Regions from separate parts of the Homo sapiens genome. Here region 1 is linked to region 2. The links are chromatin loops, found by intact Hi-C in ENCODE. Cell type or tissue: natural killer cell. All regions are shown on one strand. Links, peaks and the distances in the headings refer to the core of each region. The heading gives the core; the rest is flanking DNA. Region 1 has its middle 110 kb from the start of AP1S3. Region 2 has its middle 120 kb from the start of FAM124B.

What was found. Peaks named below come from ENCODE experiments on the same cell type or tissue, not always from the same donor. Only the 100,000 strongest peaks of a DNase experiment are listed, where the experiment ranks them.
Region 1: it touches region 2 in a loop (7-fold over the local background); 7 of 110 quality-filtered maps call a loop at or near these places.

Annotation. Positions count from the first base shown.
Region 1 is chr2:223,723,988-223,730,574 of GRCh38, forward strand. No RefSeq gene overlaps it. Among named protein-coding and RNA genes, the nearest start is that of AP1S3, 110 kb to the right of the region's middle. RefSeq lists enhancers at 1,308-2,507, 2,203-2,870. In natural killer cell, for the core only: CTCF peaks have their summits at 3,657 (motif pointing right) and 3,871; a DNase peak (open chromatin) is centred at 3,704.
Region 2 is chr2:224,281,236-224,287,822 of GRCh38, forward strand. No RefSeq gene overlaps it. Among named protein-coding and RNA genes, the nearest start is that of FAM124B, 120 kb to the right of the region's middle. In natural killer cell, for the core only: CTCF peaks have their summits at 3,261 (motif pointing left) and 3,462; a DNase peak (open chromatin) is centred at 3,286.

The DNA.
Region 1 (6,587 bases), core at 2,102-4,601, 560 kb before region 2:
AATAGGCAGAAGAAAGAGAAAGGAGAACAGTTCTCTCTCCAGTGAGAGAGAAGTGCTGCGGAGAGAAAAGACTGGTCGGCAGCAGAGTTCACTGGATTTTATAGGCAGGCTTGAGAAGGCAGTGTCTGATTTACATAGGGCTCACAGATTGGTTCGATCAGGTGTGATGTTTACATGGCATGCGGAGAAGGCTGGTCACCACCCCCATCCTGCCTATCTTATTATGCAAATGGGCTTTCAACTTGGCTGGTGCCATCTTGTCTGCTCCTTACTGTACACGTGGCTGGCAAAGGGAAGGGAAGATGAAGCTGCCATTTTGAACATGCCTAGTCCCAGATAGTGCTTTTCTACTGGGATTCATCCCTGCAATCTTCCAGCTTGCTTGTCTATGTCTGCAGCTTGATTTTACAAGCTGTTGTTTGTTAGAAAATGATTTGGGGCTGCTTTTCATTAAAAAGGAAAATCTTATCGAGGACTCCAGTACCCTCACTATCTGCCTAAGTAATTTCTTCTTAACTCCTATATCAATAGAAGTCAAGAGTAAAATAAGAGAGACTAGAGTGACTGCTGTCCACCCAGTGAGAAAGGAGCATGGTTTATTCTAGGGTATTCACAGTGGAAATAGAGAGAAAGAAACAGAGAAAGAATTTGTCTTAATACCAAATTGTATCTCATGGGGGATGAAAAGAACAGAGGATTCAAGGATGACGCCTAGACTTTTTGGCTTAGATAACTGTAAACGGTAGTCCCTCCTAAGGGAGACAAGGGAGGAGCATGCTTGAGGTGAAAGTCATGAGTTTGAGTTCGAATGTGAAGTTTGAAATACCTACCAGAACTTCACATAAAAGTGTAAAGCACAAAGTTATATATGTGAAGAAGGAGAAGGACTAGAGATAGAAATCTAATTAAGAGTCATGGACGTAGATCGTGTATAAAGCTGTGGAGATCGCCTAAGAGACGGAAAAGGGAAGAGGGCTCAGGCTGCAGTTGCTAGACTTCTCTGGCTAATTCACCATGCCTCTGTGCATCTCAGATTCCCTGTCAGTTCACTGCAGGCAAAGCAATAAGGATACATCCTGTCTCAGGCTGGAAGGATGTAGGACTCATACTCTTCCTTTTGCTTCATTCTTGTTTCCCTGCATTTCTGGCAGGTAAGGAGATATTTTTATTCTTTTCCCTAACAGATTCTCAAAAAAGATCAAATGATTGCTGAGGGCTTCCTGGAGCAAAAGAGACAATCATTCTTAGCTCACAGTTCAACTTTCCTTCCATTGAATCCCACACATGTACCCCTGCAGATAAAGCTTCAGAAAGGGCCTTATTCATTTTCCTTTCACAATGTTCATGATAGTAGGGCCAGCAATGTTACTAACCTCTTTATGTAAACCCAATAAATTTGATTTGACATTTGAGCATGGAGAAGTAAATAGGCACAAAACCTTATCTACCAGTCACATAATCGTATCTGAAAATTCAGTTTCAACACCAAGATTTAAGAGAACCCAGCAGATCTTTTCGTCAATGAATCCACAAGTATTTACCGGGTGCCCTTGGGGTGCCTGGTACTGGATGCAGCTGCTTTTGTGAGCAAGCCAGCAGGTTCTCTGCCATGAAAATAGAAATTTAATCACTTGTCCATCCAAGCATTTCCCTTCAGCTTTTCCAGGATGCTTTTTTGTGAATGACTAACAGAATAGCTGCTGCAAAGACAGCCTGCAAATTCCAGCCGGAGGCCCTGGGAGGAAAGATGACTCACCCACGCCTGACGTCAAAGCCTCCCTTTCTTTCAGAGGAGTAGGAAGAGAATGGCAATGGCCTGGGTAGAATGACCTAAATGCCCTCCTGAGTCCTGTGTGGGTCCTGCTTCCTCTTCCCCCACCTGGCAATGATGATTTCAAACCAAAGAAAGTTTAAACTGTCAAACTTGAACTTCACTGTCAAGTTAACTAAAAAACTAGAAACAGAAGCCTTCCTTCCTGTCAAACAATGTCAAATCCTTATTATGAGTTCTTTTTCACTGGAAAATATTGAAAGCATTTCTTTTTTTTCACAGAGTGTTTTATATTGATTTGCATCTTAGTCTGTTTGAGCTGCTATAATGAATACCATAGACTGGGTGGCTTCAACAACAAACATTTATTTCTCATCATTCTGCAGCCTGGCAAGTCTGAGATCAAGTTGCTGACAGATTTCGTGTCTGGTGAAAGCCCTCTTTCTGGTTGGCAAGTGGCTATCTTTTTGTTGTATCCTCACTTGACAGAGAAGGGGTTGGGAGGAAGGAGAGCACACTAATCTCTTTTTATAAAAAACACTAATCCCATCCTGGGGGCTCCATCCTCATGATCAACTCACTACCCGCCAGCGGTCCCACCTCCAACTACCATCACAGTGGAGGTTAGGGTTTCAATATATGAATTTGGGGTTGCATTCCATAACAATTTGCTTACAACATCTCAACAGTGGCTGAGCGTGGTGGCTCATGCCTGCAGTCCCAGCACTTTGGGAGGCCGAGGCGGGAGAATTATTTGAGCCCAGGAGTTTGAGACTGGCTTGGGCAACATAGTGACACTGTGCCTCAGAAAAGGAAAGAAAGAAAGAGAGAAAGAGAAAGGAAGGGAGAGAGAGAGAAAGAGAGAGAGGGAGAGAGAGGGAGGGGGGAGGGGAGGGGAGGGGAGGGGAGGGGAGGGGAGGGAAAATCTCAACAATGACCTTTTCCAGTCTGCCTTTCACATCAGGATTTCCAAGGACTTTCCCAGATTATGCAAAGGGCCATTTCACTGTTCACTGTGTTCGTTATTCAAACAGAGCTTCAGGTATGTCAGGGCACCCACGGGGTACCATCATCCAACAAAGCTCTGACATCCCTGTGCAAATAGTCAAATTTCAAATTTGTCCTTGGAAACTTTTTGGTTGTCACACAATTCAGCCCCCAGGTATTTGTCCTGGGGTCTCCCATGTAAGCTATTCTCTAATTTAGTAAGCCCCTGAGCAGTGTCATCGAATTCATTCTAAATCTTTCTCTTTTCAAGGAGCCTGGATAGCTAATTCACCAGCGAAACCTAAATTGTTTACGACCACCACAAATGGGCTATTTACCTCTGAAGTCCTGATGCAAGTCATATGTCTGGCTACTCCAGCACCTACTAATCACTCAGTTCTTTGAATTTTTATTGCATAAGAGTCCTTATCCCTCTTTTGGGCATTTTTGGATATATTAACTTTTCATTGCATCGTACAATTTGTTTTGCAGCTGTTGAGGGTGATAGATAAACTTACTTAATCACCATCTTAATTTTTGCTTTTGGTTTTTAACTCCGAGTACCCATCGCAATGCCCTAAACTAAAGGTTTACCCAGTAAGAGTTTATTAGGTTGAAATGAACTTACATTTTGGTAATTCTTGGAACTATAGTCTAATGGGATAAATTTAATGGTAGCATTTCAGACGTTATAGCAGATGAGCAGCAAAGATAATTTGAGATTACAAGGACTTTTGGAACCCCCAAACATAGCCACATATATGCTATTGATGTGGAATGCTGGCCCTAATTAGTTTGATGCTGGTCCTGCCCCAATTCAGGCCTCAGTGTAATATTATCACCCAAACTCACACAGGACTGTTCAGTAACAGGAAACCAATTATAAGGTACCAAATTAGAATGCGAGAAGGACTTGGCCTATGAACTCTTACACCAGCAGAGGGCACTTCCTTCTAGCATGCAAGTCGGCTAAGGAAAGCAAATTAGAATGAGAAGATGCCTGATGACTGCTGGATACGAGTTACACAGAGATATTTTCCAATAAGCTATGGAAAGCAAATGAATGGCCCTTTCCTTCTCTAGAAGGATAAATCTTTGCTCACTTGGAATTGGAATCCCAGTCCTTTGGGAAATGCTTAGAGTAAGCTGATAAATTCTTATTCTCTGACTCCCTTTCTAAAGTTTATATGAACCGGCCGGGCACGGTGGCTCACGCCTGTAATCCCAGCACTTTGGGAGGCCGAGGTGGGTGGATCACAAGGTCAGGAGTTCGAGACCAGCCTGGCCAAGATGGTGAAACCCCGTCTCTACTACAAATAAAAAATTAGCCGGGCGTGGTGGCAGGCGCCTGTAGTCCCAGCTACTCGGGAGGCTGAGGCAGGAGAATTCCTTGAACCTGGGAGGCGGAGGTTGCAGTGAGCCAAGATTGTGCCACTGCACTCTAGGCTGGGTGACAGAGCGAGACTTCATCTCAAAAAAAAAAAAAAAGTTTATATGAACCTACATCTTCTGAGTTCCACATTTTCATCTATTTCAAATCTCCTTGTCTTTCCCCATTGTCTTTAAGGGGACATCCCTGTACTGTTATTATTATCACTCATACTGAGACTCTGCCTGTTTTAATCCTGGGGAAAATTTCAATCAAGCGTTTGTCTGATAGCCTTTTAAGTCTTTCTGATATTCAACCCGGAGTCTCCCAAATTCGGGTGTACACCAAGAAAGTGAGGGATTTCTAGGAGTTCATGCTAAACAGATTCAAACTCCAGGCATCTACTGGGGGAAAAAAGGCGGTGTTATAAATAATTATTGTGGATCAGAAATAGACAGATTGTTCTTGGTTATTATAATACAGGGGATTATAATTTGGGTGCAGTAAATCCCCAGATGAAGCATGGGGTAAGTGTTGGAGGCATGCTGGCACTTCGATTTTAGTTCTGTGGAACTCAACTTGTGATGGTAGTAATAATAATCCCAATTACAAAAACTGAGGTACAGAGAAGTTAAATAACTTGAGTAATATCACAGCTTGTGATAAAGCTAAGATTTGAACTAAGTTCAGTCTGGCTCAGAAGTTTCTCTGCACTTCCCGCTGTTATCTTGGGCCCAAGTGTTGCTGCCTCTCAACTCCAGGAACCAGCAAACATATTTCCATGGACTAGCTGTTTGTTTTCGGTAGGTTTTTCATCTCTGTCAACAGTGGTTTTAAAGTAAAATAAGAAAAGTGAGAGTTATCTGCATGAAATATATCTTCAATTTTCTTGAATGTCTTTTCCTCTTGTGTATTTACTTCCTTATCCCATTCCTGAAATAAATCAAGTCAACTAAACTTTGCAACATAGTGTGTATAAGCTGATCTTCCTACCGCCTTGAATGAACTTTCATTTTCTGGCCCCACCATCTGTCCAACGTACTTCCCACTGTGCTTTCTCTCCTTCTTCTCTTCTCAGAGGTCTGAATGGCAATTCTTTAGGGCCCTCGTCTTAGTCCTGAAACTCCTCAGAGGCCGAGGCCACCCCTGGAAGGTTCCTGCTCCAAGTTTCTAGTTTCCAATAATCCCAACATCTTGCCTTTGTGTCCTAAAAGTGACAACTGCTTTATGCTGTCAATGCCTCTGTGATACATCAGGATTCCCTTTTAGCTATTTAAGTTCTCTATCCTGGGCCAGGCATGGTGGCTCATTCCTGTAGTTCCAGCAATTTGAGAGGTGAGATGAGAGGATTGCTTGAGGCTAGGAGTTCAAGACCAGCCTGGTCAACATAGCAAGACCTCATTTTTGCAAAAAAAATTTTTTTTTTCTTTTTGAGACAACGTCTCCAGCTCAGGCTTGAGCGCAGTGGCATGATCTTGGCTCACTGCAACCTCCGCCTCCTGGGTTCAAGCAATTCTCCTGCCTCAGCCTCCCCAGTAGCTGGGATTACAGGCGCCCACCACCACACCCGGCTAATTTTTGTATTTTTAGTAGAGACAGGGTTTCACCATGTTGGCCAGGCTGGTCTCGAACTCCTCTGACCTTAGGTGATCTGCCCACCTCAACCAAAATTTTTTTTTAATCCTTTATTCTGTTTAGCCAATTCTTTATATTAAATTCTGTTAAAATAACTGATATCTGTTTTTATGACAGGATCCTAACTATACAGTAATGGTTATAAGGAATTGGAATTCTCTGCCCTCCTCTGGCTCACATATGTCTTCCTAAGGCATCTGAAGTATGCGATATTCCCTGTTCATCTCAATCCAGTCAGCACAATGTCATCAATGCTGTGGACTAGCATGCTATTCTTTGGAATGTCAAAATAATCAAAATCGCTGCAGATACAATATGGCAGACAGTAAGAGAGCTGACATGGCCCTGTGCATACACTAAGAAAGTATACTCTTTGCCCTATCAGGAAAAAACAAACTCCTTCTGGCAGTCTTTGCAAATTGGTGTGGAGGAAATAGCATTTGCTGGGTCAATCACTTCATATCCAATTCCAGGGGCTACAAGGTTTTTATTAGTAAATGTAGTGTATCTGGAACAGATGCTACAACTGGATTCACCATCTGAGTAAGTTTATGAAAATCCACAGGCATTTTCTAACATCTGGCTTTCTTTTGCACAAGGCAAAGTAAATGTGAATATGACAAATGTCACCACCCCTGCATCTTACAAGTCTTCCAAAAGGACCTTGAGGTCCTTTTGGAAAAAGGCTTAGAGGAATACTTAGAGTATATACTTGTAACTGTGTGATGTGTGTGTGTGTGTGTTCAAATCAAACAATAATTCTATCTTATGAGAATCTACTATATATGGGGCATTGAGTAAAAAAAGAAAAGATCATGAGACAAG
Region 2 (6,587 bases), core at 1,725-4,224:
CTCCTGGGCTCAAGCAATCCTCCTGCCTCGCCCTCCCAAAATGCTGGGATTACAGGGGTGAGCCGCCATGCCCTACCTAGATTTTTATAGAATCTTATTCATTCTTTTCTTAGAAGGTTTACCTTAGGTTGTACTTGTAATTTTAATTCTTTTTGTTGATATCTTATTTGTGTCCATTTACATGTCTATCAATTTCATGAAAGCCAGAGACTTTGTTCATTTTTTTCTTCCTGTTGTATCTCCAGTGCCTAGCATGGTGTCTAGGGTGAATGGATGGATAGATGGATAGATAGATGGATAGATAAATAGATAGATAGATAGATAGATAGATAGATAGATAGATAGATAGATAGATAGATAGATGTAGATAGATGGGTTGGGTGGATGGTTGATGGATGGATGGGTAAATGGATGAACAAATGGATCAAAAAGAGAAGGAAGGAAAATGAAACTGGGTATTGGCGAGTTCTGTGTATAAAAAAAAAAAAAAGGCATCTCCAAGTAGCGTGCTTTTCCAACAAGTCATTCTGCTTAATATCGAGAATAATAATGGTTAATCAGTGTCCACTTAAATAGTGAAGTTCCACAAAAAATGCAATTAATTGAGAATTAACTTTGGTATAATTCAATGCCTATGATAAGATGATTTTGATTAAAAATATTATTGAATTGAAAACCAGAGACCACAGTTAGTTCCTGGGTCTGTGATTTTGGGCAAAATCACCCAAACTCTCCGTTTTCTGGCATCATCTATAAAAACAGAGGCATAGCCAGGGGATTCTCTGAGTAGCTTCCAGGATTCTATGAATTTACTGATTATTATGAATTTTCTCTTAAAATATCCAGCTCTATGAAACATTTATTAATAAGCATATATTGTGATTACTTTAACCAATAAAATGTATGTAATCCACCTTTTAAGCTAGTTTAATGTATTCACATCTAGTAAGATAATAAAGTTTGGGAACACCGATGCTGCCAACACCATGGTACATCTTACCTCCTAGACGTCAAAGACAACTAATGACCAACTGTCAGGTCAAGATTCTTATGTCTTGGCAGTAATGAGATCCCAGTGAGTTGTCCTTTGGGAAGTAGAAGAAGGAAGAGGTAGTATTGGAGAGAGGGGACATTGGGCAAAGGTAGAGTTTTAAAAGCTCAGGATTTTGGAATGTCAGAAGAAATGAGAGTTGCTGAGAACTTTTACTTCGCTGTATTGCCCATGCCCTGGGAATAGATGTTGTGCCCCTGAAAATCTCCCCTCTGCTACCAGCCTGGGTTGCCAATGCCCAAGCTGGGATGTCAGAATTTGTCATTATGCCTGCAAACGCTCAGCCTTCCATTTCAACGGAGTTCTCCAGCCCATCTCAACCCAGCCCAGTCTTCTTCAACCTGACATTGATTCCCTTCCTTACTCCATCCAGGAGGAGAATGAAAAGGGGGAAAAGGAAGAAAAACATCAAAGAGTAAGAATATAAAAGAGAAAGATATATCTATGCCAGTTTTTATCGGTGGAGAGGAAAGCTTGAATTCATCCTGTTACCAGCTTTTTTTTTTCCTTGGCGGAATTACTTTTTCCTTTACTATGGTTACTTAATATTTAAGCCTTCCTTTTCCAGGGACTACATTTCTCTTGAATCTATCCCTACCTTTCTGTAATTCTTAACCTCAGCTGTGCCCTCGAATGTCTTGGTGAGCTTTCTGGAATGATGTCTAATCCAGTAGGTCTGTGGTGGGAGGAGTGGTATAGAGCTCTGTATTTTTAAAAAGCATCCCACAGTCCAATCCCTATCTAGGGCTGAGAATTGCTGCCTTAGTACCTCAAGGGTCTCTGGAATATTTTATTCCAGCCAGAACAAAGGAAAAGCTGGCAGAACAGAAAGAAAAAGGAGAGAGCATAAATGGTATTAGAGGAAAATAATAAACGAGGAGAAAAGACAAGACGGTTTCGTTTAGAGTCCTAGTAGAATTTAGAAAAGCAAAGCGCTTTGGCATGAGTGAGGCCTGGGCAGCATCTTGTTTAACTCCTGCAAGCATAGCCTGGCTCTTCTGAACCCTAATCCACTGCTTTTGAACCTTGAGGTCTTTGAAGGGTAAACCAAGCTCAAGTTAGATTCCAGGTCCAGAGCTTAGCAGGGCAAGGACTAGTGGCAAGTGGCTCTAATTTGGGAGCTTGGGTTCAGGAATCCCCAAGAGTTCTGGTCTCTCCTGTTCCACCCCTGCTGCGGGGGTTGAAGCCGACCACCCACAGCTCTTTGGGGAGGAGAATCTGCTCAGCCAGCAGGGTCATGAGCAAATGGGGTCATGGCAGCCATGCCCCTAGTGTGAGCAGTCACATCACGCAAGCCTCAAGACCACAGCAAATGGAATCTTCCCTGCAAGTCTCAGCTCACGCAGGGACTGCTGCCTGGACTAGCCTGGAGCAAACTGGCTTAGTGTCCCAGGAGATCCCTACGGGGGACAGCTGAGATCTTGAAGAACATGAACGGGAACGTGAAGCAAACTGAAAAGCTTGAAAAAATTATCGGAGGAAAAGTTAACTTAATATTAAAATATGTAATAACATGCCTCAACCTAATTCTGCAGTCTAAATGTAAAACGTGATTTGTGAGTGAAAGTTTGCAGACCTTCTTCCCCAATAGCATTTAAAATCTATAAACAAAAATCTAAATGATGTTGACCTGAAGGCAACACATGCCTTGACTTTGCATTGGCAGACAGTGTAGGTTGAGACAGTTTCCCATGAAAAGTGGTTTCATTGTTGTTGTTGTTGTTTTAGACGAAGTCTCACTCTGTTGCCCAGGCTGGAGTGCAGTGGCGCGATCTTGGCTCACTGCAACCTCAACCTCCCTAGTTCAAGCAATTCCCCTGCCTCAGCCTCCCGAGTAGCTGGGATTACAGGCACCTGCCACCATTCCTGGCTAATTTTTTTGTATTTTAGGAGAGATGGGGTTTCACTGTGTTGCCCAGACTGGTCTCGAACTCCTGACCTCAGGTAATGCACCTGCCTCAGCCTCACAAAAGGTGTTTAACCCATTCACACAGTCTCCTCCTGTCACCTTGTGGCCAAAGGTGAATGTTTAGAAGCCAGTTGCCTAATGTAGGTGAAGATGACAGTTATGCTCCCATCTCATCTGGATAATACCCAATCTAGACAATGCCATGACTGAGAGACCTCAATTATTTGATGAACTTACAATTAGCCTTGGCTTGTCTGCAAAGACATTAAAACCTTTAAGAATGACCTTTATTGTCCAAGAAAGGAAATTTGAGGAGATGGCACCCCCTGCTGGTAAATTTTATCATCATCAGAATTTAATTATTATAATATCTGAGAGCTAAGAAAGGTAAGCATGGCTATTATGAGACATTCAGGCAAGATTGTGATTCCTGCCAGCAGGTCTTCTGTCAGTTCCAGAGCTTCACTTCATCCTTCATTGATATTTGGCTTTATATATGGTTAATCCTGAGGCTATTACCACCTCCTTTCTTTGCTCTAACCTGAGCACCACTACAGTAAAACTGTGTAATGCCTTTGGATGCCTGTCTCCCAAAGCATATTTTCTTCCATTCTTCAAGGTAAAGACAAACACCATCATTTCTTATCTGTCATTTTAGGTTATCTTATTTTGCCAAATTCAGTTGCAAGGAACTCTCCTACTTTGGAAAAAAGAGCTTCCACCATTAACATGGAAATTTCTAGTCTAGATATTAGAACAACATAAACTTCCTTATTCAACAGCATGAGGGGGAATCTAAATCTAAATCTACTTTCGTTCAGTGCTTGAAGGGCTCCAGTGTCACATCGTGTCTTAGTAGTCCAAACCCTGTGGACAACATCAACATGATTTGGTTTGTGGAAATGGCACGCTTTCTTTTCAGGGTCCCTTCTCTTTGGTTAACCCTCCTTCTCCAGGAATAAATGCTTTTGTGGTGCCCCTTGGCTGCCTAAAAATCCCAGTGGTGACACTCATCCTTTTTTTTTTCCCTGCGAGCCTCCATCTCACTGTTGTTAAGATGTTGTTCCCACAGTTTTTTCCTTTAATATCCACTCCCATCATATTTTAAAACATCTGCAGTGATATTAGTCCCTTTCCTATATGATATAAAAAATGTAACATACACAATATCCAAAAAGAATCAAACTGTTCAAAATCTTCCTTCCTTCCCAGGTAAGTAGACACAAGACCTACTTAAGGGAAGGATGTTAATGCTGTAAAACTCAAGTAAACCTAGACCATTTTGGCATAGACCCTCTCACACAGAAACCAGTCTACTTACTTGAAATTGACTGTGAGCTTTGCAAAGCCTTCTGGATATTTCAGCCTCTCCACAATGATATCTGAGGTATCTTTCACTACTTTTGGACATTTGTTGGTTATGAGTGGCCAGAGACCTTTGAACTACTTGGAGGTATCCTGAGACTATAAAAAAATAATAATAATAAGCCAGTGCATTTAACATTGTTTAATTGTATTCATTTATACAATGCAACTCTTTTAAGTTTGCAGTTACCTCTCTCTTATAAAATGGCACATCTAAGAAACTGCACAATTAAACAATTTTGCCAGGATGGCAAGAAAAGTCAGTAGCAATCAGAGACTTACATGTTTGGCAAATCCTGATCAATAGATCAACTGGGACATGGCTTCACTCTTTAAAAGTGACAGAGAGAGAAGTTCTTCAATTTTCCAACTTTCAGAGTCAATAGACTAGATAAGGTTATATTAAAGTTATATAAACCTGAACTAGTAGGATAACCAAATACTTGTTCCCCTCTGAAAAGTTGAAATATTAAAACAAATTTTACCCAGAATGTGTCTCTGGATTTTTGTGGTTGTTTTCTCATGTGTGTGGTTTGGTTTGTTTGTTTGTGTTTTTTTAGACAAGGAAAACTTAATTGAGTAGTAGTTTTATCTCTTACTCATTTTAACAGGAGCATGTATGCAGAGGCCCAAATTGCCAATCACCAGTATTTATCCACATGGAAAAATCCTAAGGACATTAATTATAAATGATTTATCATCCACTCAAATAGCAGGAAGGAGAATTGAAAGGCAAATTTGAAACAGGAAATGTTATTCCTTAAAAACAAGGGCTTTTCCTCATTTCTTTGAAAATAGCTAACTCAAGGATTAATTTCACTATCAAATCAACAGCTAAGACTTACCCTACCATTTCTACCCATTAAGGAGCTATTACTAACAAAGTATCTGCAGATATGGATAACAGCTACTAACGGGGGGCATTTTAGGATTCCCTTATGAAATGGTATCATGGTGGTGCGGGCGAGCAGGGATCCATAAACCCAGCTCAAGTAGGGTGAACTGTGTGTTATAGGTCCACTTGTTAAGATAATTTACTCACTTACAGAAACTTTTTTTAGATTACATATACACTCAACATACATGTCAACTTTTGTATGGAGTGATGATTGCTGTCCAAGGCTGCAGGAAATAGGTGGGAATTTTTATCCTCAACCACTCTGCAAGGGATCCTGCATAAGAACCACCAACATGACCCACATATGGTGGTGAGCTCCACATCCTCGCTATTGCCACTTGGAAGGGGACAGCATCTGCCAAGGCTACCTGTGCTGAGGCAGTAAAGGCGGGCATGCTCAGATCGCCCGAAGTAAAGCATAAACAAACTCTGTTTATGAAAACAGTGCAATCAGCTTGACTATCCAATAAAAATGTGTATTTTAAAAGTATGTTTATACCAGGTTCAACTTGAAAATTTCATTAGGATAATCTGGATGACAGGGAAACTGAATGCAGGAGCTAGCAATAATCACTAGCATTTTTGCAGTCTCATTTGGATGATGGCATTTCCTTTTGTCACCACTGGGAAGGCAATTCAAGTGCCTGTCCCTACCCACAGGATGACTTTTCTCATACACTGAACTGAACCACAACCATCAAATGATCAACCCGACTGAGAGAAGAGCCTGTTTTTGAAAGGGCTAAAATGTCAGTGATTTAACTCTTTCCAAAGAATTAAGAAAACTCATAGTTGATTGTACTTGATGTTATTTTCCCGTCTTCCTGGTTTGCCTGTGACATCAGACAAAGCCATATTTGAGTCTGAGTTTTCTCAGTCATAAGAAAACTACATAAAAATTTGCTAGTTACTTTTCAACAGTTGTTTATTCCATAAAAAGGTTTCCTATAAAAGTAGGATTTTATAAAATCCTAATTACTGCAAAGAAAAATTTCCTCCTGACACACTCAAACCATATAATACTATAGCTAGCTAAATATTAATTTAATGGTAGACAAAGGACATAGGATATTCACAAAAAGAAATATGAATGACCAGCAAATACATGGAAAAGTTTAGCTCTTTTTATTGTCAAAGTAATGCAAATATAAACAGGATATTTTTCCCTCCTATCAAACTGGCAGAGACTTATTTTGGATGATAGTATTGGGTGTTGGCAAGGACGTGACAAGTGTGCAGACTCTCTCATGCACAGCTTAAGGAGGATTAAGCAGTAGAGACGTTCTGGCACCAGTGTGTCCTCATATATAACAAGGGCTTCAAACAGCAAAATTATAGCTTGGCTCAGGAATTCCACTGCTGAG